Linked DNA regions of Homo sapiens: all the other regions are linked to region 1. Evidence: chromatin loops called from intact Hi-C (ENCODE). Cell type or tissue: mammary epithelial cell. All regions are shown on one strand. Links, peaks and the distances in the headings refer to the core of each region. The heading gives the core; the rest is flanking DNA.

Evidence for each region. Hi-C counts contacts between places; a loop is a spot of excess contacts. Peaks named below come from ENCODE experiments on the same cell type or tissue, not always from the same donor. Only the 100,000 strongest peaks of a DNase experiment are listed, where the experiment ranks them.
Region 2: it touches region 1 in a loop (7-fold over the local background); 19 of 110 quality-filtered maps call a loop at or near these places.
Region 3: a loop joins it to region 1, with 25 times the contacts of the local background. A loop is called at or near these places in 89 of 110 quality-filtered maps.

The regions. Positions count from the first base shown.
Region 1 is chr5:150,843,522-150,851,369 of GRCh38, forward strand. IRGM (immunity related GTPase M) reads left to right here and starts at 3,000. Exons shown (of 2, transcript NM_001145805.2): 1 at 3,000-3,699; 2 at 4,188-5,181. The coding sequence starts at 4,603. The coding sequence ends at 5,148. RefSeq lists a silencer at 3,586-3,880. In mammary epithelial cell, for the core only: a CTCF peak has its summit at 3,762 (motif pointing left); DNase peaks (open chromatin) are centred at 3,730 and 4,970.
Region 2 is chr5:150,652,348-150,658,635 of GRCh38, forward strand. It overlaps SYNPO (synaptopodin), which reads left to right. Exons shown (of 3, transcript NM_007286.6): 3 at 4,057-6,288. The coding sequence ends at 4,740. Among named protein-coding and RNA genes, the nearest start is that of MYOZ3, 5.8 kb to the right of the region's middle. RefSeq lists silencers at 4,035-4,254, 4,395-4,454. In mammary epithelial cell, for the core only: a CTCF peak has its summit at 4,327; no DNase peak of the experiment used is centred there; H3K4me3 peaks cover 778 bases.
Region 3 is chr5:150,557,292-150,563,579 of GRCh38, forward strand. It overlaps NDST1 (N-deacetylase and N-sulfotransferase 1), which reads left to right. Exons shown (of 15, transcript NM_001543.5): 15 at 1-920. Among named protein-coding and RNA genes, the nearest start is that of NDST1, 52 kb to the left of the region's middle. In mammary epithelial cell, for the core only: CTCF peaks have their summits at 3,825 (motif pointing right) and 5,768 (motif pointing right); DNase peaks (open chromatin) are centred at 2,670, 3,300, 3,820 and 5,760.

The DNA.
Region 1 (7,848 bases), core at 1,368-6,367:
GTTGTCTCTAGCGTGCAGCTGGTGAGCCTTCACCATGGGCCCAGGAGAAGCGGATCATATGAACAAGGCCTGGGGATGGGACAGTTGAGCTGGGGCTGCAGGGGCTAAGGCTGTTTCCCATGGGGCTCAGCACTGGTGGACAGGTAAGCAGACAGGTTTGAAGATGCTGGCTCAGTTCACAGACATGGTCACAGAAAAAGCCTGGAAAACTATAGGGTTTTCTGCTGACCTCCCACACTCACCATGGACAGTCAGTACCCTGCACTGGCCCGTGTCGTACCCAAGCAGAGTGTGCTTGAAAATTGGATGTATATTAGTAGACCCCGTGCTCAGCGGGTACAGTTTAGAAAGGGAAGTTAACTTATCTGTCAATTAGTAAGTTAACAACACACAAAGTGTACTATGTTTTATTAATCAAACAAAAATATGTTTAACACCTGCTGGGCACAAGGAGTACAATGGTAAAGAGTTTAATGGAAATGTTTAATGGTTAATGCCAAGACCTGTGTATGTATTAATATGATGCCAATCATTTAATACCTGATGAAGCAATAGTTTCTGGGACTACTTGGGTTAGAAAATGGGCCTGCCACAGGCCCAAGCCCATCCCCTACCCTGCATGTGCTCCTGCTCCACTCCCTTGTGCATCTATCCGGTATAATGTTGTGGGGAAGGGGAGTGCTCGATTCCTCACCTTAACCAGCCTGCCAGCTATCCATGCAGAGACATGTGGGCAAAACTCCTAAGGCCAGACCTCCCCACTCCATTCTCCTGCTAGGCTGCTGAGGGACTCCATTCGAACCTGGTAATTACCCTGCCTCCTTCCCTCCAGATTCCATAGGTTACCTCTTCCTCTTTGCAGACTAACTAAAAGCCACCATATCTAAGTAGCATTTGATGAGAAGAAACTAGTTATTTATGTAAACCAAAATAATTAATGTTACAACGGAGAAACTTTATATAGCAGCCACAGATGAAGCCTGGCATGAGGAAGTCAATGATCAGTTGCTGCTCTCGCCATATGGTGGGTTATAAAATCTTCCCAAGACAAGTGAGGCACCGAGAAATTGAAGACTCATATACATTCCAGAGAACAGGGCCTCTCTCATCCATCTCCTCCATTAGGGCCTTTCTTCATATTTCATAGATAGACAGCTGGAGCCAGTTCTCTGCTTCCTGGGCCCTCTAAAAGGGCCAAAGACTTGGACAAATCCATTGTCCTGGGCACTCAGGAGGCAAGATTCTGTGTGTGCATGAGTGTACGAACATGTGTCATGTGAGAGAGTGTGTGGGCACTGGGCACACGAAGCATGAGGGTAGGTGAGTGAACATGTGTCAGCCTACATGAGTGTATATATATGTGCACAGAGTGTGTGAGCATGTGTGCATCAAACATAAGTTTGTGTGAACGTGGCACCACGAGTGAATTTGTGTGTTTGTGTGTGGGGTAAGTGAACATGTTGCAGCCTGAGTGAGCAAGTGTAGTGTGTGCAACAGGGATGTATGTATTCATGTTTACACATGTCAGCTTAAGTATGTTAGGGTGTGTGAACGTGTGTCAGTGTGAGTATGTGTGGGCCTGTGCACAGAATGCAAGTAAGTGTATGTGTGCATGCCGAGGGTGAGTGAGAGTGTGTGTGTGGGGGGGTAAGTAAACATGGCTGGGCATGGGTGAGTGTGCACACCAGGTATGAGTGGCTGTGTGCAGTGTTGTGTGTGTTCACAATGAGTGTGTGAAACAGACCTGCCAGGCCATGCTAGTGAGAGGTGACAGCATGCTGGCAGCCCTCGCAGCCCTCGCTGGCTCTCGGAGCCTCCTCAGCCTTGGCGCCCACTCTAGTGGCACTTGAGGAGCCCTTCAGCCCGCCGCTGCACTGTGGGAGCCCCTTTCTGGGCTGGCCAAGGCCGGAGCTGGCTCCCTCAGCTTGTGGGGAGGTGTGGAGGGAGAGGCACGGGCAGCAACTGGGGCTGCGGGCGTCGCTTGCGGGCCAGCACGAGTTCCGGGTGGGCGTGGGCTCAGCGGGCCCGCGCTCAGAGCAGCCATCCGGCCCCGATGGCCCCTGGCAGTGAGGGGCTTAGCACCTGGGCCAGCAGCTGCTGTGCTGGATTTCTCCCCGGCCTTAGCTGCCTCCCCGCAGGGCAGGGCTTGGGACCTGCAGCCCGCCATGCCTGAGCCTCTCTCCCCTGCCCCACTCCGTGGGCTCCTGCACAGCCCGAGCCTCCCCTATGAGCGCCGCTCCCTGCTCCACGGCGCCCAGTCCCATCCACTGCCCAAGGGCTGAAGAGTGCAGGCGCATGGCCGGGGACTGCCAGGCAGCTTCACCTGCGGCCTGGTGCAGGATCCACTGGGTGAAGCCAGCTGGGCTCCTGAGTCTGGTGGGGACTTGGACAACATTTATGTCTAGCTAAGGGATTGTAAATACACCAATCAGCACTCTGTATCTAGCTCAAGGTTTGTAAACACACCAATCAGCACCCTGTGTCTAGCTCAGGGTTTGCGAACACACCAATCGACCCTCTGTATCTAGCTAATCTAGTGGGGACATGGAGAACTTTTGTGTCTAGCTCAGGAATTGTAAATGCACCAATCAGCACCCTGTGTCTAGCTCAGGGTTTGTGGATGCACCAATCAGCACTCTGAGCCTAGCTAATCTGGTGGGGACTTGGAGAATCTTTATGTCTAGCTAAGGGATTGTGAATGCACCAATTGGCACTCTATATCTAGCTCAAGGTTTGTAAACACACCAATCAGCACCCTGTGTCTAGCTCAAGGTTTGCAAATGCACCAATCTATACTCTGTATCTAGCTAATCTAGTGGGGAGGTGGAGAACTTTTGTGTCTAGCTCAGGGATTGTAAACACACCAATCAGCACCCTGTCAAAATGGACCAATCAGCTCTCTGTAAAACAGACCAATCGGCTCTCTGTAAAATGGACCAATCAGCAGGATGTGGGTGGGCCAGATAAGAGAATAAAAGCAGGCTGCCCGAACCAGCAGTGGTAACCTGCTCAGGTCCCCTTCCATGCTGTGGAAGCTTTGTTTTTTTGCACTTTGCAGTAAATCTTGCTGCTGCTCATTCTTTGGGTCCACACTGCCTTTATGAGCTGTAACACTCACCGTGAAGGTCTGCAGCATCACTCCTGAAACCTGTGAAACAACGAACCCCCCGGGGAGAAACGAACAACTCCAGACTCGCCGCCTGAAGAGCTGTAACTCTCACTTCGAAGGTCTGCAGCTTCGCTCCTGAGTCAGTGAAACCACGAACCCACCGGAAGGAAGAAACTCTGAACACATCCAAACATCAGAAGGAACAAACTCCGGACACGCAGCCTTTAAGAATTGTAACACTCACCGCGAGGGTCCGTGGCTTCATTCTTGAAGTCAGTGAGACGAAGAACCCACCAATTCCGGTAGGAGTAGGAAATCACATCACCTTCTTTTAATCAGTCTCAAATACCTGGCCCCTTGTGGAACCTGCAAGAGCCAGGTTTGGCGAATGCAATGATAAGCAATTGTCTAATCACTGCCTTGAAAAAGAGCAGAGCATTTGAGTATGCTGTCTCCTCCTCTCCCTCACTTCAGTTGGGCCCAACATGACAGTCTTAATGGAAGCTCGGGGGTCAAAGGCTGGTGGCTTACTTCACGTATATTGCAGCATTTCAGTACTGCTCTGCACGTGTGCTCCCCCGCCTGATGAGGTAAGTGTTAAACAGGGATGATCACAGCTTCAAGTAAGCAATGGGAATTGGATGTTTTATGTCCTCTGGCGCCATCTTCAGCAGAGAAATATATAGGTCACTTTTACTTGTCTGGTTTTGGTCTTGAAATATGTACTGAAACTTGTGAAGGAGCAGACCTATATTAGGATAGAGTAAAAGAGGGAAAGACAAAAACCTCTTGGGCTTTTCAGGAGACTTGGTTCATTCTCTGCTTTTCAAGCCATCTCATGGCCACATGCCTGCTTTGGAGGCTGACTCGGAGGCACAACCGGCCTCAGGGCGTTCCTCAGGGACCCTACCTTTCTTGCTCCCTGAAGAAATGTGCACATTGCTTGAATAAAAACAATCAAAGAACACTCAGTCAAGATCGTCTGCTGCAGTCTTCGTTGAGGGCTGGGGATGCTAAAAGTCAGATGATTCATGTGTACCCTGTCCATCCTAACTCACCTGCTCTTCTACTTCCGCAGCTTACTCCAGTGCCCACAGATACGACAGAGTGTCCCAAGTGCCCCTCACACTCTATTAGCTGCATCCTTAACCTCTTTTTGCCACACCATAAGCATTGGGTTTTGTTTGTTTTGAGATGGAGTCTTGCTCTGTTGCCAGGCTGGAGTGCAATGGCGTGATCTCAGCTCACTGCAATATCTGCGTCCAGGGTTCAAGCGATTCCCCTGCCTCAGCCTCCTGTATTAGCTGGGACTACAGGCGCACACCACCACGCGCAGCTAATTTTTTTGTATTTTAGTAGAGAAGGTTTCACGATGTTGGCCAGGATGGTCTCAATCTCCTGACCTCGTGATCTGCTCGCCTCGGCCTTCCAAAGTGCTGGGATTACAGGCATGAGCCACGGCGCCTGGCCAGCATTGGGGTATTTTATTGAAGATGGAAGCCATGAATGTTGAGAAAGCCTCAGCAGATGGGAACTTGCCAGAGGTGATCTCTAACATCAAGGAGACTCTGAAGATAGTGTCCAGGACACCAGTTAACATCACTATGGCAGGGGACTCTGGCAATGGGATGTCCACCTTCATCAGTGCCCTTCGAAACACAGGACATGAGGGTAAGGCCTCACCTCCTACTGAGCTGGTAAAAGCTACCCAAAGATGTGCCTCCTATTTCTCTTCCCACTTTTCAAATGTGGTGTTGTGGGACCTGCCTGGCACAGGGTCTGCCACCACAACCCTGGAGAACTACCTGATGGAAATGCAGTTCAACCGGTATGACTTCATCATGGTTGCATCTGCACAATTCAGCATGAATCATGTGATGCTTGCCAAAACCGCTGAGGACATGGGAAAGAAGTTCTACATTGTCTGGACCAAGCTAGACATGGACCTCAGCACAGGTGCCCTCCCAGAAGTGCAGCTACTGCAGATCAGAGAAAATGTCCTGGAAAATCTCCAGAAGGAGCGGGTATGTGAATACTAATTCCTGTCTTCATTAAACATTTTCCATCTCCTCCTATTGATTCCTTTTCTCCTTTATTTCACTGGACTCATTGAAACACACCTGGTGCAGAAGGGTATCTTACAATTTTCGGGGGCATGTAGAGAGTGTGGTTGTGTTGTTCTTTGAGATCTTTTGAGTGTTGGGGCCAAGATTCCCAGGCAAGGCTGCTTGCTTCGAAGGTCCTTTCCCTTCACGGAACTCTCCACCAGGTGCTAAAAATGATCAGTGTCTTAAAATGGATGCAAGATTATATCATCAGGGTCCTAGCACTCTCAAACTGAGTCATAATGAGGGTATTTTCAAAGGTGTGGACAGGGTGCAGGGAGACCACCAAGACAAAATGTTAACCCCACGGTATAACCTCAAGGCAAGTAATGGTCGGGAGGAGCCCTCTCCAGGTTCGAACAGGCAAGTAGAGAGGCAGGTTGCTTGAATCTCAAGATGGAGTTTATCAGTAATAATAAAGACTTCTGGGCTTAAAAACACACAACTGAGATCTACAACAAAACCTCTAAAACAGAAAAAATAGTAACCATGTTAAAGGGTTCTAAGTTCTTGTTTTATCCAGAGCATGAGTAAAAATGTTGATTAAGTTTAAACTATGGTTTGTAAGTAATGCCTAATATCTTATGGTTTATAAGGAATGCCTAATATCTTTAACTAACGAAGGAATATAAACTGTGCATATAACTTGCAAGTGACAAGAAAAACAATAGTGTAACAAAAATACACTCAATCCAAAGGAAGGCATCAGAAAAAATATAGCACAAAATAAAATGTTACATATAAACTGAAAATATCAATAATTATATTTAGTGTTATTGGACTAAATGTTTTAGTTAAAAGTAAAATGATCATCAGGCTGGATTTTAAAATTCTAACCATATATATGGGTGTAATTTTTCTTTTTCTCTCTTTTTTTTTTTTTTTTTTTTGAGATGGGTTCTTGCTCTGTCGCCAGGCTGGAGTACAGTGGTGCAACCTCAGCTCACTGCAACTTCCGCCTCCTGGGTTCAAGCGATTCTCTTGCCTCAGCCTCCCAAGTAGCTGAGACAACAGGTGCACACCACCACGCCCAGCTAATTTTTGTATTTTTAGTAGAGACCGGGTTTCACCATGTTGGCCAGGATGGTCTGAATTTCTTGACCTTGTGATCCGCCTGCCTTGGCCTTCCAAAGTGCTGGGATTACAGGCATGAGCCACCACACCTGGCCACCACATATATTTTATAAGTGACATGCTAGATAAGGATACAGAAACTATGCAAGAAAACCTACCCCTCAAGTCCCAAGTCAAATAAAGCAATTGTAAGCCAAATATATAGTAAATAATGTTTCAGAGAGATGCCTGTATAGATGGTAAAAGCATTCATTAAAAAACCAAAAATACACCCAGTAGCCAGGCTGGTTTTAAACTCTAGCTTTTGGAGGGGAACAAGAGAGTTTTCTGTGCTGCTGAAGGGTCCTATTTCTTTTCCTTTCTTTCATTCATTTTTTAAAAAATGTCTGCTTTATTGAGATGCTAGTCACATACGTAATTTAAAAAAATATGTATGGCAGTAAAAGATGTGTGCTTATAATTTAAACAGTACATAATTATGCACTATTATGTAAGTTCTATTTCCTAATAATAAGAAATTGTTAAAAATTTCTTCAAAGGAGGTCTTCATATACTGATATAGAACAATTACCAACATGTTAAAGAAAAAATAGGTTGTTAGACATTATTTAAGAAATGCTTCCATGTCTGTAACATAGAGAAATAGCTTGTGCATACTTGCTCATGTATATATACAATAGTTCTGCAAGGATATTATGGTCATTTCTAAGGGGTAAGGGGTGAATAAATATGGAGTGGGAAGACATATTATTATGTACCCCCCTTTTTTGAGACAGGGTCTTGCTATCTTGCCTAGGCTGGAGTGCAGTGGTGCCATTATTAGCTTACTTGAGCCTCGAACTCATGGTATCTTCCTGCCTCAGCCTCCTGAGTAGCTAGGACCACAAGCACATACTTATTATGCCTGGCTGATTTTTAAATTTTTTTGTAGAGACAAGGTCTCACTATGTTGCCAGACTGGTCTTGATTATTCTGGTTTCCACCCCCTGTAGTGAGAGCGAGCCATGAGTTTTCCCTGCCTGGCTGTGCCTGATGTCAGCTCCCAGGCCCAGGAGGACTGCGAGGCAAAGACGGATGAAGGATTCTTGTACAGAGATATCTGAGTATTACTCAGCTGGCACACATTAGCTTTCTATTTTAATGAGCATTTTCAAATTTGAAAAACAAAATTCATCTCTACTTTTAACTGAAATGTGTTTGGAAATGTTAGTTTTGGTTTCAGTGAAGCCATGCAGGTAAGAAAAACCATCTTACTTGGACTGGAAAAGAAGGATAGATCAAATTTCAGGGCAAGAATTGACATGATAGTTGGGCAGGAACAAAGAGATAAAGGGAAGCCTGTGCTTTTGGTTGTACTCCCTACATATGGCCCTGGAACAGCAACCTGGTGATCTGATTACCATAAGCAGCACCCTCCTACCGTTGGTCTTGAAGGGAAGATGGAGCAGGTGAAGAGTCAGATAATGGCAGAGAATGCTGTAGGGTGTTGCATGCACTCCATCTTCCTCCCCCTTATCTGTCGTAGACATGATTGGTATGGCTGGTAAAGAATCATAGACC
Region 2 (6,288 bases), core at 1,289-6,288, 190 kb before region 1:
TTCTTTCTTTCTTCCGTGCTGCTAGGGGTCAGGGTTCCCTTCCTCCTGCCTGATTCTAGCCTGGGAAGTGGAGTGGGCCTGCTCAATTACTGTGTGTGAAAGTGTGGCTGTGTCCTGCGTGCTGCCTGCACCTGCCGTGTGTCTGGTTCTGCACTGGTACAGACGTGTGCTGGGTTGGAAATGAGGGCTTCCTCTCTACAGCACTCAGGGAGCCAGAACCCTGTGCAAATCGCAACCTTTTGTTCTTTCCTTCCCTCAGAGTTTGGCCAAAAATACTTTAGAGGATTTTTGGGGAAAATGCACTACCTCTTCTCGTTGAGGTTTGTTTGGGTTCTTTACAAGTGGAATAGAAATTCCTCTAGCCAGCATTCGCTCTCCAGTTCCCTCAGGTCCCCTCCCTGCTCCCCATTATCTAAATTTGGCCATTTCCCACATTTGCCATTGTTTTCACTGTCTGGATCCTAAAAGCATGGAGTTTCTGCCCCTGGTGGGGAGGAAAGAACTGCCATCAAGGGTCAGGAGAGCTGGGTTCTAGCCCCAGGTCTGCATCTGATTCGTGTGTGACCTCAGACAACCTCTTCCAATCTCTGGGCCTCAGTTTCCCCTTCTGTGCAGTGAAAGGATTACAGAAGGAGGTCAGAGACCATTTGGTCTCCGACAGTCCAGGTTTGACTGTGTTCTACTTATGTATTCACCCCACACATGTGCCCTGCTTTGGGTCTGGGGTTGGGTTGAGTGGATGCTACTTTTTGAATTTTCACCCACCGCATTCCCAAGGAGCTCTGGTGTGCACGGTGCATTGAGCTCTCTGTCAGAAAGTGAACAGTTCTGATTTCCTGCAGCCTTTTCGTACTGTGCACACCCCCGACTCAAAAACATACACACAGAGTCAGTGCCCAGGCATGGCTGTTAGGGTGAGGTCAGGCTCTGGCCCATCTCCAGATGATGGGGATCTGCTTACCACTGCCCTCAACATTCAATCCCGTTTGAGCCCTTCTGTTTTGTAGTCTTGGCTGAATTGTTATTTCTTCCACTTGTTGGCCTCAGCATTCCCCTTGTGGCCACCAAAGGCAGAAACAATGCTTTAGAGATTTTTAGGTAGTTATCATAGCTCTCCTGTGCAGCCTACTCTCCTGGCTGAAGACCCCAGGTTCCGCTGCCTTGGGTGGTTATTGACTGGCTTGGGTCATGAACTCTAGGCCCTACCTCCCTGCTCAGGGTGGCACTGTGGTCAGGTGTTGGGTCATGCCAGAGCCCACCCTGATTTGGCATTTGGCCCTAGCCCTCCTCTTCTAGCCCTGGAGCTGGGACCTTCCTCCCAGCTCCTCTCCCTAAACTGTGGGGTCTGCCTTCTGCGGCCAGCCTGACTGGGATGTTCCACTGGCACAGAGAAGCTCCCAGTGTCTCTGGCTCATGTATACACAATTCTGACCCTGGGAAGAAAACAGTGGGATCCCAGGCTGAGCCTTAACTTTCAGCTTGATGACTGGGAGCTTGGATGTCCCTAGGGAGTCTCTAAGGGTCACTCCAGCATTAGTATCCCATGAAAAATGTCCTGCTCAGGCTGTTGTATAACATTCTTCTTTAGGTTAAAGGGCTCCAGTTTGGAGTCTGGGCTCATCTAGCAGCTGCTACATTCTGTTTGGATAAAACATACAATTGGTGTCTATTTCCTTTGGATTGGGAGGAATTAGAAGACTCTCAGTTGGATGAGAGGATGACTGGCTTGGTTATGGCTGATCACTGATTGGATGAAAGAATAAATCTTTGGATGGTTCTAGATTTTGATCGGGTAGGAAGCATGGAATGGACTGGCTAGCTCTGAACTCTGGTGGATGACTGCTAGTGAATTTGGATTGGATTAAATGGCAAGGTGGACTGGTTATTGCTGGAATCTGATTGGGTGAACAGTTGGAAAGTTCAGGAGATACATGTTAGGCAGGGATTCCCAAGCCCTCCACTTTCAAACCAGTTCAAACCGCTTAAACATGTAGCCTTTGAGCAGCACACACACACACACACACACACACACACACTTCCTGGTGGGGCAGAACACACTAGATTGTTATTTACACCTCTGAGCTTCATTTTCATCATTTGTAAAATGGGTGTGGTAATGCTAATTACCTCACTAGTCTGTTGTGAAAACCTAATGAGATAAAGGATGAGAATGAAGTTTGTAGACTGAAAGTCCTTAAGTACATAGGAAACAGGTATGGCTCTGCATCGCTGACCAGTGCTTCATAGCCTCCAAGCTGTTCACCATCTTGGCCTCTCCAAAACCACACTCCCCTCCCCATTGCTGTGAAAAAGCTCAGTGAGGGGCGTGTGCTGCCTAGGGAGGAATGGCCCGACTTCCTTTTGTATCTCCATCTGTCAGGGGCATCTTCCTCCCTGTTCAGGCATCCAAGGAAAGATGATGAGGTGACCATGGCAACATGGCAAATGGTTTGGGGCTGAGAGGGTCTTTCCCTAAGTCCAACTTTAATAATAGTCGGCCAGGCGCGGTGGCTCACGCCTGTAATCCCAGCACTTTGGGAGGCTGAGGCGGGCGGATCACCTGAGGTCAGGAGTTCGAGACCAGCCTGACCAACATGGAGAAACCCCGTCTCTACTAAAAATACAAAATTAGCCAGGTGTAGTGGCAGGCACCTGTAATCCCAGCTACTCGGGAGGCTGAGGCAGGAGAATCACTTGAACCCAGGAGGCAGAAGTTGCGGTGAGCTGAGATTGTGCCATTGCACTCCAGCCTGAGCAACAAGAGCGAAACTCCATCTTAAAAAATAATAATGGTCAATATTTTTACATTTTAATTTTGATAATAGATAATACATTCATATGGTTCAGAAATCTAAACTTATATAAAAAGTAATATATTAAAAAGCCTTATTCCCATCTCCCTGCCCCAGCCTACTCTCTTGGCTGAAGAGCCAGGTTCCCCTGCCTCAATAGTTGCTGACTGGCTTGGGTCATGAGCTCTAGGCCCCACCTCCCTGCTCAGGGTGACACTGTGGTCAGATGAGAGGACACACAGAGCCCACCCTGACTTGGCATTTGGCCCTGAGACACTAGTCTCAGCCTCTATCTAGTTCTTCCCATGTGGCCCTGGGCCCGGGACCTCCCTCCCAGCTCCTCTCCCTAAGTCATGGGGAAACCGAAGCCTCCCTCAGCTAGCCTGACTGAAAGCTTCCCGGGATGTGCCACAGACAGAGCAGCTCCCAGTGCCTCAGACTGTGTGCCCTGTTCCTGTTCTCACCCCATTTCCTAACAGGTGACCATTTTGGTTAGTTTCATGTATATCCTTCTAGTATTTTTTTTAAATTGAGACAGAGTCTCGCTGTGTTGCCCAGGCTGGAGTGCGGTGGCACGATGTCGGCTCACTGCAACCTCCGCCTCTGAGGTTCAAGCGATCCTCCTGCCTCAGCCCCCGCAGTAGCTGGGACTACAGGCACGCGCCACCGTGCCACTAATTTTTGTATTTTTAGTAGAGACAGGGTTTCTGCATGTTGGCCAGGCTGGTCTCGAACTCCTGACCTCAGGTGATCCACCCGCCTCGGCCTCCCAAAGTGCTGGGACTACAGGCGCGGGCCACCGCGCCAAGCCCTTCTGGTATTTCTTTATGGTAATCAACATCTATTGAGCACTTTCTTCCAAGGAATGTGCCGATATATGTAATGTTCTTTTCCATCAGTTATCTCATTTAACCCTCACAACAACCCTATAAGGTTAAGTACTGTTATCACACCCCATTTTACAGAAGCAGAAACTGAAGCCCAGAGGGGTGAAGTAACTTGCCCAAGCTCAGTTAGTAAGTTAAGGCGGCTCTCTCCAAAGCGAGTCTTCTTAACACGGAGGCAGACACAAGACAGCGGGGACTCTTCAGGCGTTCCGGGCTGAGAGTTTGGGCGCCTGCGTTTTATTGCAGGCACTACCTGACTTGGATCGGTGGCTTCCCTTCTCGGTGTAATGGACAAATCGGACTCCGTCCCTTCCTAAAGCCCGGTGTGGAAGACCTCAGCACTAATGCCTGCCCCACCCTCTCTGCTCTCTCCCCAGGACCGCCGGGAGAGCCTGCCCACCTCCCCACCCTGGACGCCGGGCGCGTCCCGGCCCCCCAGCAGCCTAGACGGCTGGGTGAGCCCGGGCCCGTGGGAGCCAGGTCGCGGGAGCAGCATGAGCAGCCCCCCGCCGCTGCCGCCGCCACCGCCCATGTCTCCCTCGTGGAGCGAGCGCTCGGTGTCCCCGCTGCGACCTGAGACCGAGGCGCGGCCCCCCAGCCGCCAGCTGCAGGCGCTTCTGGCGCGAAACATCATCAATGCGGCCCGGCGCAAGAGCGCCTCCCCGCGGTCGGCGGGCGCCGAGAACCCGCGGCCCTTCTCCCCGCCGAGGGCGCCACCGCCCCCGCCCCCGCCCCCGCCCCCGCCCCCGCGCATGCGCTCGCCACAGCCCGCCCGCCCCGGCTCGGCTGCTGTGCCGGGGGCAGCCTTCGCGCCCATCCCGCGGAGCCCGTTGCCCGCCGGTCCTTCGTCCTGCACCAGTCCCCGGAGCCCGCTGCCCGCGCCTCCCAGGCCCTTCCTCTACCGCCGCTCGCCCACGGACTCCGACGTGTCCCTCGACTCCGAGGACTCCGGGGCTAAGTCTCCAGGCATCCTGGGCTACAATATCTGTCCCCGCGGGTGGAATGGCAGCCTTCGGCTCAAGCGTGGCAGCCTCCCCGCCGAGGCCTCCTGCACCACCTAGAGCCCCACCCCCGACCCCACCCCGGGAGGGCAGAGCCAGAAGAAGGCTCATTAGACCTGGGGGACCCAAAGGGTCTGGCCTCTTTGGGCAGCCCCAGAGATGAGGGGTCAGCAGAGGAGAGCTCTGGGGTTGGGGATGGGTTAGGGACGCAAGCTTGAGTTCTAGCCCTTGCTCTCATTCAGCTGTTGTGTGACCCTGGGTAAGACCCTTCCTTGTTTGACCCTCAGCTTTCCCATCTGTTTAATGGTGGCTTTGGCCAAGGCAATCCACAAACGTCAAAATTCCCCTTCCCATCAGTACACACACCGATGCACACACACTCTCTCTTTCTCTCTCTCTCTCTCTCACACACACACACACACACACACACACACACACACACACACACACTAGTTAGTGCCTTGGATGAGGCGGGGCAGTGTGTATATGGACCCCTGGACTTGCTACCTTCAGGGTTCCATACTCGTCCCTCCCCTCCTGGCTCTGCTGTCTGGAGTCTGGCAAGCGGGGTGTGTTCAGAAGGTCCTAGGCCTGTGTCGCATGTCCAGGCACTGGCCTGACCATCCGGCTCCCTGGCACCAAGTCCCAGGCAGGAGCAGCTGTTTTCCATCCCTTCCCAGACAAGCTCTATTTTTATCACAATGACCTTTAGAGAGGTCTCCCAGGCCAGCTCAAGGTGTCCCACTATCCCCTCTGGAGGGAAGAGGCAGGAAAATTCTCCCCGGGTCCCTGTCATGCTACTTTCTCCATCCCAGTTCAGACTGTCCAGGACATCTTATCTGCAGCCATAAGAGAATTATAAGGCAGTGATTTCCCTTAGGCCCAGGACTTGGGCCTCCAGCTCATCTGTTCCTTCTGGGCCCATTCATGGCAGGTTCTGGGCTCAAAGCTGAACTGGGGAGAGAAGAGATACAGAGCTACCATGTGACTTTACCTGATTGCCCTCAGTTTGGGGTTGCTTATTGGGAAAGAGAGAGACAAAGAGTTACTTGTTACGGGAAATATGAAAAGCATGGCCAGGATGCATAGAGGAGATTCTAGCAGGGGACAGGATTGGCTCAGATGACCCCTGAGGGCTCTTCCAGTCTTGAAATGCATTCCATGATATTAGGAAGTCGGGGGTGGGTGGTGGTGGTGGGCTAGTTGGGCTTGAATTTAGGGGCCGATGAGCTTGGGTACGTGAGCAGGGTGTTAAGTTAGGGTCTGCCTGTATTTCTGGTCCCCTTGGAAATGTCCCCTTCTTCAGTGTCAGACCTCAGTCCCAGTGTCCATATCGTGCCCAGAAAAGTAGACATTATCCTGCCCCATCCCTTCCCCAGTGCACTCTGACCTAGCTAGTGCCTGGTGCCCAGTGACCTGGGGGAGCCTGGCTGCAGGCCCTCACTGGTTCCCTAAACCTTGGTGGCTGTGATTCAGGTCCCCAGGGGGGACTCAGGGAGGAATATGGCTGAGTTCTGTAGTTTCCAGAGTTGGCTGGTAGAGCCTTCTAGAGGTTCAGAATATTAGCTTCAGGATCAGCTGGGGGTATGGAATTGGCTGAGGATCAAA
Region 3 (6,288 bases), core at 1,289-6,288, 290 kb before region 1:
CCTGGGGATGGGCCACAGGGCACCAAACACATCATATGTCTCTCTCTTTCTATTTTGGGGTCCCAGGGTTTTCATTTCCTGGAGACCCGTGGTCTGTGTGCACTGGAGCAGAGCCAGGCTCTCAGTTGCAGCAGGGAAAAGCCTACATGGGGAACTGCCTCCCGCAAGCTGTGGTGTGAGAAGAGCCCTGGCTGGCAGCAGGAGCTGTGAAGTTTCATCCCAGCCGGGTGCATTTAGTAGCTGCCTGACCATCTTCCTCCCAGGCCCTCAGTTTCTTCATCTGTAGAATGAGCAGATAGGGGCCACAGCAGGGATTTTCACACATCAAAGGAGGCAGCCTCTGCTCTAGTTGATGTGAGGATGAGGGGGCGGCCTAGACCCCCTGCTGCCCAGGCCGTTGAGGCAACACTGGGTTCCTGGCTTGACAGCTGTGGGCTGGCTGCCCTTGCCAGCTCAGACGGCTGGCGAGTTTTCAGCTTCCCTAAGGGACTGGCATAGGGTTTTGTGGGGTCAATGCCAGGAACCTGGGGGAAACTGGATGCGTTTTATCCTAAGAAGTTCATCCCTCCTGCTCTTACTGTTTCCGGCCCTGGAGGAGAATGAGGGAGGAGAGGGTTTTCTATGACTGTGTTAGCTTTTATTATTAGCAAGAGGGCTCCTTTTGTAATTTGTGCATGAAATTCATGTCATTTCCTGGGAGAGGAGAGGGCCGACTGGAGAGGGTGGGGGGCACACTGGGGAAGCAGGCAGAGGTTTCCTTCCCTTGTAGGGGGGTGGGGAGAGTGGGGAGAGGGGGTGCTATCCAGTTCGCCTGATGAGGGCTCTCGAACCAGCCGTTTTGGGTTGTGTTAAAGGTGAGACCTTCCTCCATTAATGTACAATCTCGAACTAACTGCTAATAAAGTGGGGTTCTGTTTGTACACCTTGGTCCTGTCTGACCTTTTTGCAAGGCCCGCAGGGAAGGGTGGAGTAGGGGTGTTTGCATGCACGGCCAAAGCCCGCTTGTCCCTGCCACCTCAGGCATGCACACGTGCCCACATGTATGCACACACCTATACACATGGTGACTTGGTCAACGCAGATCATTTTCACTGGGTTATAAATGGAAGATTTCCCAGATACAGCAGAGGCCTATCCTAGGGCAGCCACAGGGGGCATCTCAGGTGATAGAAGCCCTCAGACAAGCTGGATTGCTCAGAAGCCCTGGGTGTCGGGCACTGGACCGAGAGGAGACTTGGGGGCTGGAACAATTTCTGCTACTAATGTATATTGTAGCTGGGGGCAAGCCACTTTTACTGTTTTATCCCATTTCCCTCACCTTTTAGACGCATGGAGGGAGTTGGACTCCATGGCCTCACTTGAAGAACTTGCCTAAAACATGCAGATTCCCAGGTCTACTTCCAGAGATTCAGCTCCAGCAGATGTGGGGTGGGGCCCAACATCTTTAAGGAGCCCTCCAGTACACTGAGGAATTTATAAGGAGCCCTCCAGTACACTGAGGCAGCCCAGTGTAACTCTGGCTCAGAGTGGGAAACTCTGACTCAGATCCATGGTTCCTATGGGTTCTAATTAATACGGAGAGCCCCACTGTCCAGGAAAACTTAGGGTAAAACAAATGACTGAAGCCCTCACAGCCTAATTGAGGGCCAGACTCGAGATTTGCCTGGAGAAGGAGAGTTCACAGGTAGGGGCCCAGGCCAGTGTCTGCAATGCAGGTGATCAGACATGCTCCTTCAGAATCCCCTTGGGAAGCTTTAAACAATATACATTCCTGGGCTCCCCCAAAATCTGCTCACTCAGAACCTCTGGGGTGGGACCCAGCACTGTGTACTTTAACAGACTCCTTGGTGTTCAGGGAAGTTTGGGAACACTGAATCAGGCCACCATGTTTGTCAGAGACGGTACCCAGAAATGTGCACAGCTTCTGAGGGACAGAGGAGGGGCATGCTGGGGACACAGCTGGGCAGTCCTGCTTCCCAGGACCCAGTATGTTCAAAGTGAAATACCACAGTGCCACCTCTGATGGCACAAGGGCAGCACCTGCAGAGCCCTCTTTGCAGTTCGTCAGCTGGGAGCTTGGTTTGGGTCAGGTGGCCCTCACCAGCAAGAACACAGCTGGAGGCTGCATGGACAAGAGCAGATCCAGAGGCATGGTGCAGAAAGGTGACTGTGCCAACTGAGGGGTCAGCCTGCAACAGGGATTTTTGAATTTACATACAGCTGAGATTCTGTTTTGAAAGAATCACTTAATTGAAAACCAGGTAAAGGTGGGGGTGCTCTGTGGTTGGAGTGGGAGTGAAGCTCTGGACTCTTCCCAGCTCACCTCCTCCCTGTCTCTCAGGCTATCTTGGAACCCTAAGATTTCTCAAAACACATTGTGAAAACCCAGCCCAGTTGCTTCCAGAGGTCCTAAAAGTCCTGCAGTTCTAATAGGCTGAATGAGTAGCAGCCCATCAGCCCCTCCTCACCCCCCACGGGGATGTCCACCCAGTAAATCTGGTGCCCCAGGAGTGGTTTGGGCTTCTAGAGGTGGGGAGTTACCTTGGAGAAGCCTGGATCATGCGTGTAGGGCAGTGTGTTTCACAATAGGAAAACGCTGGGAACAACCTAGATGTCCATCCACAGGGTCTCAGCTAGGTAACCTCCAGTGTATCCATTCACTGTAATGATGATTCAGTTGAAAGTAATGAGCTCAGTCTCCAAGCCCTGCCAGGGAAATTTCTATGACAGACTTATACAATGTGACCATCATGGAAAGAGAACACTACAGTTTGTATTTTTCCTGGGGTTGTAGATAGACGTCTCATATCAAACTGATACTAGGGGAGGAAAGACTGAGAAGGGGAACTTTCAAAGGAGACTTCAGCCTTGGCTGAAATATATATAAGACAAGGATAATGCATTTGCATATCATTTGTGGAATGAAAAAGTCTTAATGAAAAATAGAAATGGACAAAGCAGAAAGGGGGACTCCAAGCAGCTAGACTTACATGACGATGCGATGAAGGCCAACACTGCTTTACCCAGCCCTTAAGCTCCTATGGAGTTAGGATCTGGAGGAGGCCTAGGTGCCGGTGATCAATTTCTTGCCTGGCTGCATTTATCCTAAGCATTCGTGAAGACCCTGAGCTGAGGATCCTGACTTTCCTGTGACTGTAGGCCAGTCTCAGCTCCTCTCTGGCCCTGGGAGCTTAGCTTCCCCAAGCTGACAGACGGGGGAGCTAGGGTTAACATCACCATTGCTGGAACAAATTGACACCATGTCTCCCGATATGATGCAATGGGAAGGACCCAGTGCAACACCTGGGAAATTCCTAACGAAAACACGGGACATGAATCCAGCCAAGGGGAACAGACAGACACATCCGTATTGAGGGACATTTTGCAAAATAACTGGCTTGAACTCCAACAATGTCAAGGTGATGAAAGATACAGAAAAGCTGAGAAATGGTTCAGGATTAAAGGATACTAAAGAGATGTGGTAATCAAATGCCATGTGTGACCCTGGAGGGGTCCTGGACCATGAAACAATTAGCTATAAAGGATACCATAGGGACACCTAGCAGAATGTCAGGATGGACCGTGTGGATTAGATAATACTATTCAACCGATGTTCAATTTTCTGGTTTTGATTATTTTACTGTTATGTAAGAGTATCTAATGAAGTACATGTGAGATATTAGTTTTTTGAAATTACTTTTGCACCAACCTAATATTTAGGGGTAAAAAGGAAGAAATGGAACTGAATTTTGACTCCTGTTCTTTCTCTAGTGGTACTAGATGGTAGGTACTCATCAGATGCAGTCCAAAAGATGTCCACCAGGGGGCACTATTATCCTAGCCTCTCACAGTGTAGTCAGCGCGAATGCCTCCCGGGAAGACTGGGCTGGTGGTTAATGGTGGTGGGGCAATAATATTATCAATATTAACATCAATAAATTAAATAATATAAATAAAAAGTATTTCTTATCCTGTCAGGCAGACCCTCTGCTTATCAAGTGCTATCTTTAAAATTTTTTCTTTTTGTGACAGTGTCTCACTGTGTCACCCAGGTTGGAATGCAGTGATCTCGGCTCACTGCAGCCTCAAGCTCCTGGGCTCAAGCCATTCTCCCACCTCAGCCTTCTGAGTAGCTGGGATTACAGGCATGCACCACCACGCCAGGCTAATTATTTTGTATTTTTTGTGAAGATGGGGTTTTGCCATGTGGCCCAGGCTGGTCTTGAACTCCTGGCCTCAAATGATCCTCCTGCCTCAGCCTCCCAAAGTGCAGGGATTACAGGCATCGGCCACCTTGCCCGGCCTCTTTTAATCTTCATAACAATCCTCTGAGGTAGGTATTATCATTCCCATTGTATATTTGAGGAATTTGAGTTCAGAGAGGTTAAGTAACTCTGTCAGGATCACAGAGCTGGTAGTCATTGATCCATGAGACTCCACAGCCTGGAGTCCACTAGGCTGTCCTGCCCCCTGGGCCTGAGGCTGGGAATGTGTCCTGGCACAGGGAAATGCCATGACCATGAGGCAGAGTGGGGACAATTCCCCGAGCCTGGCTCTGCCCTTTTCAGGGCTGGGGACTGGGTGATCCTGGGAAGCTGTTAAAGGTGCCTAACAGTATGTGTACCTACAAATCTAAAACAGAAGTACAAACAGGGAATGGTGTGAGATGTATGTCTCCTTCCACTCCCTGACCTTTGTCCTCCAACTCACTTCTTCAGAGGAAACCACCATTAGCAGTTTCTGTGGATCTTTCCAGAAATTGTTTTACATATACAAACAGTTGCGTGAGCATGCACACCCTGCTGGTGTGTACCCTCAGGCTATTCTGCACTGTGCTTTTCCATGGGGGCCTCTGGTCAGTGGGTGGAGGGTATTTACTGCTCTGCATGGCAGCAGAGGGCTCCTCTGCATGGGTAATTGGTGGAGGGTGTCTGTTGCTCTGCATGGCAGCAGATGGAGGGCTCCTCTGCATGGGTACTTGGAGAAGCTCTGCTCTATTACACCTTTCAGGGAGTGGGGGTAAAAACTGGAGCTTGAATTCCTTGGCCTTTGCCCCATTCTGGGGTGTTCTCCCTTGGGAAGGAATAGGCTGTGCAGCACAGTAGTCAAAATATGCACAGCCGGGTAGATCTGGTTTCAAATACAGGCTCAGTGTTGGCTGTGTGACCTTGGTCAAGTAATTCATGTCTCTGAGCCTCAGTCTTTGCTTTTGTGAAGTGGGGATAGTCACAGGACTGAGGTGACAGAGATGTTGTGAGGAGTGAAGAGACAGTGTCTGGAAAGCCCTCAGCAGGAGCCTGCTACACAGTGAGTGCTCAGTAAAGTCTCTGCCAGTTCCTGGTTTCACACACATACAGACCCCATTTCTGAGCCTGAGCCTGGGGGTGGCACTGCCACCTTTGTCCTGAGGCAGATGAGGATGGGCTGAGGAGTCAAGTGGCCCACTCAATGTGGAAACTCATTACATTTGATTGTTCTTCCTGGGACCTTGAAATGGAAGTGGTGGGTGATCTGAGGCGCTGAGAATGACCCTTCAAAACACACACACATAACACCAACTTCACAGGAAAACAAGGAACATGAGAGACTGCTATAAGCAGCTGCACGTTAAAAAATCAGATGCTCTAGATGCAATGGACAAATTCCTAGAGACACACAAACTACCAAAACTGACTCAAGAGGAAATAGAAAATCTGAATAGGCCTGTAACAAGTCAGGAGATTGAATCGGTAATCAAAAAACTCCCAGCAAAGAAATGCCTACCACCAGGTGGCATCATTGGTGAATCCTACAAAACATTTAAAGGAGAATTAACATCAATCCTTCTCTTAAATTCTTACCAAAAATCTAAAGAGGAGAGAACATTCCCAACTCATTCTATGAGGCCAAGCATTACCTTGATACTGAAACTAAGACTCTACAAGAAAAGAAAATTGCAGGCCAGGCGTGGTGGCTCACACCTGTAATCCCAGCACTTTGGGAGGCTGAGGCAGGTGGATCACCTGAGGTCAGGAGTTCAAGACCAGCCTGGCCAACATGGCAAAACCCCATCTCTACTAAAAATACAAAAATTAGCCAGGCATGGCAGCATGCACCTGTAATCCCAGCTACTCGGGAGGCTGAGCCAGGAGAATCGCTTGAACCCAGGAGGCGGAGGTTGCAGTGAGCCAAGATTGCGACAGTGCAGTCCAGCCTGGGTGATAAGGCGAGACTCCATCTCAAAAAACAAAACAAAACAAAAAAATTATATGCCATGATCAAGTGGGTTTTATCCTAGGAATGCAAGGG